Linked DNA regions of Homo sapiens: region 1 is linked to region 2. A link is a contact called in ENCODE Hi-C data. All regions are on one chromosome and are shown on one strand. The core of a region is the stretch at or near the end of the contact, and the rest is flanking DNA. Distances in the headings are between cores, read along the strand shown.

Evidence for each region. Hi-C counts contacts between places; a loop is a spot of excess contacts on that map. Pooled maps may share reads with other maps.
Region 1: a loop to region 2 is called in a map of PC-3, with 4 times the contacts of the local background. The contact joins the enhancer-like site here to the promoter of LINC01902 in region 2. A Hi-C loop is called at or near these places in 1 of 168 maps with a recorded cell type or tissue (PC-3) and 1 of 50 pooled maps.

The regions. Positions count from the first base shown.
Region 1 is chr18:39,944,701-39,949,163 of GRCh38, reverse strand. No RefSeq gene overlaps it. Among named protein-coding and RNA genes, the nearest start is that of LINC01901, 22 kb to the right of the region's middle. Within about 2 kb of position 2,448, at least 5 of the 41 ENCODE cell types and tissues checked have a DNase peak (open chromatin) inside an H3K27ac peak, as active enhancers do; they include PC-3, where a contact is called at or near this core.
Region 2 is chr18:39,839,127-39,843,583 of GRCh38, reverse strand. It overlaps LINC01902 (long intergenic non-protein coding RNA 1902), which reads right to left and starts at 1,875. Exons shown (of 9, transcript NR_151703.1): 1 at 1,672-1,875. LINC01901 (long intergenic non-protein coding RNA 1901) reads left to right here. Exons shown (of 4, transcript NR_187474.1): 4 at 1,712-3,288.

The DNA.
Region 1 (4,463 bases), core at 1,199-3,698, 110 kb before region 2:
ACCAGGCATAAACCTGTACTATAACCTGCAGAGGATATAAAATAAGTAAAACTCTGGACTGATGAACTTTGCAAGTTTAAATAATGCAAATCATACGAACTTGCAAGAGAAAATATGTGAATCTAGTGACAATGTTTAAGAGCTCAAAGAGAGGTATGATCACTTAAAATCCAAATGCAACTTTTATCTAAGCATGAGTGTTCAGGATAAAAAGTCTTCAATTTATTTAATAAATTTGCTTTCATAACAGAAATAAAAACCAACACAATTTTTTCATATGCATACCATCTTACTCTGCTGTCAACATTAGCTTGATTTTTATTTTTGGCCCAGGCATTTATCCAGTCAAAGAAAAGGACATTTGACTGTAACTAGCCAGAAATGTGGGGCAGTCATGGCTGCATATTCAGTTATTTCAGAAAACAGCAGTTGCCTCCTGTGTCAGACTGAAACACCTTCAGTTGAACATCTTCAGTTTGACCCTAAGTCAACTCCTCCTATATCAGGTCATGCAGTAATAGGGGCTGTTTGACTAAGAGGTCATTGAAACTGGCATCAACCAGGAAACAATTCTTGAAGAAGAACAAACAGTAATCTGGAGAAAGACTTTGAAATGGAGATTGTGCTAGATGTTAAGGTAAACTTGAATTGTCAATGAGCTGGCCTCTCAGTGGCTGTCTTTCTCTAAAAACAAAACCTGCATCTCTGTGTTCTCTAAACAAGACTGTTTTCTGTGCTTCTTATAGATTTTTGTATTCAGATATTCTGGGGTTATCATCACAAAAAATGGAAACAAGGAAGTAAACTGAGACCGAATTGCAAATTACATTTTTAAAAGGCTTACAGTAAAAGAATGCAATAAATGGAAACTGTGATGAAAGTGAGAAGGTAGACCAGCAAAAATGAAGGCAAACATATCCAAGACCAACTGAGCCCTCCAACAGTGAGAATGGTACTTAGTTTCCCTCTTCACATTACTCATTTCCAATTCCTCTTCTTCCATCTTCTGTGGGCTTTCTCTTTGTAGTTTCAATATGGCTGTCAATAGCTCCCAGGCATAGGTGCTTTCTTGTATCTAGTTCAGGAAAAGTTGTGAAGTTTACTCTGTATGGAGCAGTTTGATCATGAGCATCCTCTGCATCACTTATTGTGACCATTGTGTTGGGATATGTTGATACATTAATCCAGTAACAACCAACTCTGGAGTTGGTAGTTAAGTAAAAGTGCCATCTAAACTTAGAGCACAATGATAAGATAAAGATGACTTTCCATAACAAGTATGGGGTCCTGTTTTCTTGGTGGAGAAACATTGGATTCTGGACAGATAGGAGCCCCATCCACCATCTTCTAAATTGATTTTGGAGAGCCATGCTGAGTGCAATCCTCACTTTCTTGTCATGAGGAGCCAGGAGCACCATTTCTGCTGTGACTGCACATGAGCCTATGTGAAATCAGTCAGTGCTTCTTTCTCTTTATCTGTCAAATGAAGGTAATGTTTACCTCATATGGTGAGAAAATACATAATCTGAAAATTTTTTTAAATAAAATTTCTATTTCCACACAAATGACTTTTTCAGGTTAAGATGTGGTTGCTTTCTTTCTTCAGCTCTCTTCTCTCAGTTCAAGTAAGGAGACAATGACTTGTATCAGTGTTACCACATTAAAAATAAAATAAATATTTTACCTGTCAACTCTATGCTGCCTCTTAATATATGTCAGAGAAGATCTGAGTGGGCTTGAAATGGCCCTGCCACCTGAAATAGAGCGTCTCTGGCCTCACAGGCTCTTCTGTCAATGAAATCCTGATGGTACTCTTGGAAGTGTCTCAGACATTCAGCAAAACTAAAGATTCAGGCTTTGATCATGGTGATCACTTATTGAAATTACATTCTTACAATTTGGTAGCACTTTTTGTCTACAAAACACTTAGTGAGTACTTAAAATATGGAATTAGACACATTTATAGGTTGCCACTATGCATACTCTCTTTTGGTTTGCCTGTGCATTCTTTTCTCTGAGTGTCCTGATAATACTTAATGTGTCACCAAATGAGTTTGATTGCTGACACAAAGCCTCAGAACTGACTACTGGCTTACCCTGCAGTTGTGCAGTGATGGCACATTAGGGGAATAAGAGTGATTCTGTCCTTTTCAAAGCTACTTCCTTCACTGTGGGGGAGAAATGAGCTGTAGTGCATCAGTTGGAAACTATGCTGATTATGGCTTATTTACAAGCAATGGACCTCCTAAAGCCAATATGGGTGACTCACACTATTAGGAAGAGAACATTGTGTAATGTACTGAAGATGCATCTTGGAAAATATTAGAAACATCTATGCAAAGATAAGCTCTGATAGGTCAGAAAAGGAGTTGCCAAGGCCAGCAATGAAGAGAGCCAAAAATAGGTTGAGAGAATCCTCTAACCTTTCAGCTTTCTGATGCTTACACCTGCCCTGCCAGGAAGCCCTGGTTCTGAGAGGATGACTCAGCCCTAAAAAATCTTGGGGAGTGCCAGTGTCACATATTTTACCTTCTCAGAACCAGAGGACAGCAAAATTAAAAAAAAAAAAATAGATCAGCTTCAATTAAAGACTTTTGGACAACAGTTTCTGTATAAAGGATAAATTTTTCTATCATTCAAACCCCAGATTATATAAATTGCTGGGTTTTTTTCTTTAAAAAAAATCTGAAAATACAGCCAGAAATATGATATGGAGGGCCGTGTCTACATAGAACTAGTTCATCATTCGGCCACAACTTGTCATTACAGCACAGAAATATGGAACTGATCAGAATTCCAAAAAATCTAGTTCAATTCTTTTTGTTTTTAGGTGAGGAAACTCAGGCCTGGAGAGAAAAAATGGTTTTAGAAAGTCACACAAACTTTAAATATAGTTTCTTTATATTTTAATACAGTTTGTTGAGTTGCTTCCAAATTGGATTATTTTATGTGAGAACTTCTTTAACATTTTGACCTACAAACGAAAACACTTGGATAAAATATATATTGCTAAAACATGTATTATGCACATGTCCATTCCTTCAAAAAGTAGTCAAGCCAGTTGTTTAACTTAAGTAACTTATTTAATACTTTAAAAACAGATAAATCAACTAAAATTCAGCCAGAAAGGAAAAACACAGTATATAATATTTTTAAATGTACCTAGCATAATTTTTTGACATTGTAATAAAAAGTGGGGTAAATGCCATTTCCTATTTAGGTGTAGATACAATCTTAATATCAGGTGCCTGTGGTTCTAAATCTTCACCATTCATCAGAATTACCTTGAAAACTTGTTAAAACACATAAGTTGGACCAATTCGAGGAGTTTCTGATTTGGTAGTTCCAGAGTGGGACCAGAATTTTCATTTCTAACAATTTTCCTGGTGATGCTGATGCTACTCCTTTGAATATCACACTTTGAACACTACTTGTGTTTGTGATATAAAATATAAAATTCTAACCCAGGAGTTAAAAAAAATGGATTCTAGGTTTAGCTCAGATAATATCTTGCCATGTGACTTTAAAAAAATGAACTGGATTTTTCTGATCAGTATTTTTTCAACTGAGAGGGGAGAAATTTAAATTGAGTCCAGTCTAATATACCGGAGTTGGCATTTTGCAGTAACGAGGGTATTAAGATACTTCAAACTTCACCCATGACTAGATTTAAATTCTTTGCTAAAAATCAACTCTTACCTCTTTTTTAAAAATCAATTTATGTAGTTGAAATCCCTGCTGATCCAAGATTTTTGCCATGGACTCAACCTACACTGATGTAGCTGTTGGTGCACACCCATATCTTAGCAGTCACCTCTACCCACAGAAGGCAGAGCACTAGGGAGCCCTGACAATCTCCGTCTGTGGGGCTGCTTTCTGGCCACAAGAGCATGTTCACACCAAGCACAGGGCAAGCTGGAAATGATGAAGAGTAAGTGCCTTGGAAATCTGATCTCAAACAATGACTAAGGCAAGTAAAAGGATAACTACACTGCTGCCTTGCACCTGGGTTGGGATATTTCAGAGTCACATTCTACGCTGGCCCCCCAAGTCCCCCAGTGGGATGGAGCTCCACTTGGCACAGTTATAACTGGCTTGATTGTGCATGTATATTGGCTTCTATTCTTTCTTTCCTCCCTGCTCCCTCCTGAAATCACCTCAAAAAATTAACTACTTTCACTTAAGTCCTTCTTATAGGATCAGATGCTTGAGAACACAAACCAGGGAATTGTTTGTTTGTATATTACCATGAATAACAATTCATTTTTATTCTTACTCTTGCTCAGTGTTAATTTAATACATACAGATTTGTTGATGTTAAAAAATTCTAGTAGTTTTGTGTTTCTAATCTACCCAATCTATGGCATTTCAAGTTGTAAGATTCTTGAAAAAAGGTAATTTTAGTGTCTCCTTTTTGGGCTTCATATTTAATGATCAACAAGCTTTATATCAGACAGTGATAG
Region 2 (4,457 bases), core at 626-3,125:
AGTATGGGTTTGTTCTATTCATGTGGCCCCTCATGTAGTCTGAGTAGTGAATTCAGGAGGCTGATACTATGGCTTATTTTAGAAAGGAGAAAACTGAGTGTCAGGAAATCCAGACAGAGAACAGTCACTGGGCCAGAAGCAAAGTTAAGGATGCTAGATCATTAAACTCCAGCCCAACACTTCCAAAATACCTTGTGACAAAAACTGACTGTCAGAACCCCATAGGGCTGTATCTCTATCTGTGGGGATGTCTGTGTGTTTCTGTACCTGTTTCAGAGGGGTATAAAAAGTGGGAAGGGCGAATGAAGATGATCAGGTTATTACATTACCCTTTAAGGTTTTAAAATCTGATGGCATTTATGACAATCATATTGTGATCCATCTACTAAAACATAAAAACATGGAGGCCTAATCTCTCTAGGTTTAGGATGCAGTTCTGTCTCTGGAATATCAAGTAACGCAGTATCGAATGTAAAGGCTGCCTTTGACTGAGGACACTCTGGGAAACAATTTTCCGCTGCATGTTAGCCTATCTGCAATCAAAGTGTGTGTGTATCTCTGATTTTTTTAATCCCTTCACTTCTTTCTCTCTCTTTTCCCTCATTGTGTCCTTACTTCCCCCGCCTCCCTCCCCCGCAAAACACTTTTCTCTTGCCTATGGAGATGGGCACCAAAAGGAAATTGATGCAGTGGCGGGTTTAATATGACATTTGAAAAGTGACTTTTTGATTTTCAATTAACCTTGCACAAAGAGGAAATATTGAAATTCGCCCCTTTGTTCTTGGCTGGATCTGCAGACAGGCTGGTTGGTACCAAGAGCTGAACCGGGTTTTGGGTGGGGCGATAGGGAAGGAAGAGGCAGGTTGAGGAAAGTAAGAGAAAATCTGGCACCTACCAAAGCCGCGCTCTGCTTCTATTTGCACGAAATGAGACAAGACTAGCCTGTACTAATTACTCTCAGAAGGGGGAAACAGGTAGGAGAGAAAATGCTCTTGTCATTTGTTTGACTTAATTGTATGCTTTTATGAGCCGTCTGGCTGGAAGGATTAAAGTTACTTTTAATAACACTTCCTTTCAGAAAGAATGTGATTTGAAGTTTCCCAGCAGGGCCTCCCAGTCAACAGCAGGACCCTTTCCCCAATCCCTGACCCCTCCCTTTCCCCCACCGCCCACCCCCCCACCAGTCAACCCTCTCCCCTTCCCTTCTTTGAAAGGCCCATTGTTCTGTTTGTAGAAGAAAGAGATGCTTACACCATAATATAAGACAATAAAGTTAACTCCATAAGTCTCCTCTTTCCGGATTTTCTATGCAATCTTTACTAAAGGCAGTAGTATCTCCCCCGCCCACCCAGCCTCTCCGCTCTCCCCCCTCCCCTCCTTAACTTCCTCCACCACCCTATTCCCTGCACTCCCCCCTACACAGCCCCCGCTCCTTTTTGCAAAAGGAAACATTGAAAATCATATATGGAAAATAAAGTAGCTTGGCGCTTTGGACCTCATTAAGCTGCGTGTGGACACCAGCGTGGTGACAGTGACAAGGTTCCATAAACACACGCATCGCAGGTGATTAGGGCAGCCCGCTTCCGCTGATGGACCTTCCGCTTTTTGTCTCTGTTCTTGCAGGGTTTCTGCTCCTTGCTCCCTAGCTGTTTTCTCTCGCTCTCTTTTTACCTTCTCACTGTTTTTGTCTGTGTTTCCTTTTGCTCTGCAGTTTCCACCGCGCCAGAGTCTTGACCCTGAGTGGCATCGGCAGGGTCTCCTGCGGCAGACCAGGGGTGTTGCGGGCTGCGCTGGGTGGGGGACCGCGCGCTGCACGTGCAGTGCCGCCCGGACGGCGGCGAAAGGACAGCGGTGCACCCCGCCCGAGGCCCCAGCGATCCATCAGGGCGGCTGTACGCGGGAAGACGCTTCATCTCATCCCTAGATGGCAGCAGGATTCTGAAGCTGGCGCAGCCCTGGGCAGCCCTTTCTGGTCTATTTTCCTGAACAGATTGCCAGGGGATACGGCGGCTAAACAGCCAGGCGCCTCCCCGGAGCGCAGCTCAGACAGAAGAGCAAGCCGGACAGACGCCGCTGGCGAGGCTTCGGGGGTCAGATCCTGCAGCTTGGACACCACATTCTCTCTTTTTGCACACAGATGTGCTACTGTGTAAAAATAAGCAAACAAACAAAAACGGGAGTTCAGCTTCTTGGAGAATGTGTCATGGTCAAGACCAGTGATTCTGGACGGTGACAAAAGTCCTGGAGGCCTGAGTGCACAGAGGACACACGCACAGATGCACATGAACTCATGGAGAAACACTGGTCTTCTCTGCCAGGGACCAGGCTGGCCATGCAGGAAGGGAGCAGGATGTGAAGATTCAGACTTTAGCTCCAGCTTCACTACCGTCCTGCCGTGCACTTTGGGGGAAGATTCGTTCTGTTCCTGAGCCTTAGTTATTTTATCTGTAAAATTGGGGTTATTATAGCTTTCAGCTCTGTGTACATACAAAAGACTGTTAGGATTATCAAGAGGAACAAAGAAGGGGGAAAAATCACTTTGGCAGGAACAGGCTCACTGCTGCAGCTTTTGGCCCAGAGCAGGCATTTTTCTTCAGAGGAAGCTTCCAAATGGTGCTACAGTATTTATTTTGATCAGCCAGATATGACTTATTTGAAAACAAAGGGCAGAGGTTGTTTCGCACCTTAAAAGCTGAGGGCTTTTGTCTCCAAACCACTTATTTTGTCCACACCCAGTCCCTCATCATGGACTTTGTCATCCCTTGGAAATCCTTTACATCAGAAATCTTTATCACCAGAAACTACACACAGTAGCCCAATAGCTGCATCCCCGAGGGCCCCAGGATGAAATAGGAAAAGCTGAAACTACTCTGGTTGGAGTATATGCTATATTGGAAAAAGTTACTGTTAACATGGTATATAACATACTGAGTGAGTCAGAAAATTTTCTCACCAAGTCTGAGTCAGAGGAAAAAAAATCAAAGATTTAAAAAAATTCCTCATATTACGTTCAGTACATTTTGCTTGTTTTCTTTGAGTTCTGTTCTCTTCTAGCACCATGGCAACCTTCGTCACACAAGGAGCAGGAGGACAAAGGTGACAGATGTTTACCTCTTTATTTTGTCTAGGGTCTTGTTTCCTTCACTCTCACCTGATTCAAACTTTCAGCAAATGTACAAGGGCCAGAAACACTTCCTCCTGACCCTGACCCCAGCAATTTTGTAATATGTGTAAAACCTTAAGTAACTTTGATTATTTACACCAAATAAAGTAGAGCTTCACAGTCTACAACTTTGCTTACTGGGGGTTTTATAGGACTCAAAGTAAAGCTGTTTCAAAATGATGAGGAGGTGGGACAAGGGGGAAAACAAGAAGAAGATACTATACAAAAGTCTAGCCATTGAGTTATCCTTCCTTAAAAACATTATGCCAGATCATGGGGCAGAAAACAGAGTCGAAATTTTCTATCATTTGACTACGTCCCCTGTTCGGTTTGAATATTAGGCCTAATTTGAACTATTATTAGCTCTAGCTTCCTGTAGCATCAACCCCAGAATTATTATCACATCAGTAATTCCAGCAGTCTCATACTATACTGTTGACTCACCACATCACCTCATCTTATAGCTTTCTAATAATCTCTCTCATTCCGCCAATTCTTCAACCTCATAAAGTCCTCTGCTTGAGTGATCCTCACACTATCCTGAAAATCAGCTTCTCTTTGTTCCCCACCTAGCTCTTGCCATAAGCCTTGCCAGCCTGACCCCCAAGCTTGGTCACCTGAATCATTATTACTAAGAGCCCTCCCACCTTCTCTTCTGGAAAAAGCATAACCCTAACTGGAAACTTATAGAGAGCATAGAAAAAGATCAAAACTACAATCTGCATTCTTTTCTCCTAGAGCCAGGGAACAAGACAATGTTGGTGGAAATCATCCAGCCTTGCTTATTGTTATCAACAAATTCACTGCACACAATCTTGGATGGACCTTTTATGCTGCCTAATATTTTACTTATTCTTGATTATTTATTTTTCACTAGTTATTTTGTTTACTTACACATAGTGATTCTTCTTTCCTGGGATCTTTAGTGAATATGCCAAAACATTGGCCTTCTCTTCAAGGTTTTTACCACCCTATACACTCTCATAGCAGGCAAACCCCTCAACTACCTCACAGAAGAATGAAAGCCACTGGGGAAATGGGCCTCATCACTCTGCTCCCCATCAAAATGTTTATCTACCTGTACTCCTTTCTTTACTTCCTTTCCTCCTGTCTCAAGGGAGAGAAGCCCTTTATAGTAGCACTCCATCCAGCAATTCTCTCCATCTCATCTTTTCTCATTTCCGCTAGGACAGAGATTCATCAGTTATTCTCCCTCTCTTCTATGTCTTTAACCACCCGCTCTGACCCTCACAGTGTTTTTCTTTCTATACCCATTCCCTTCTCATTCATGTAT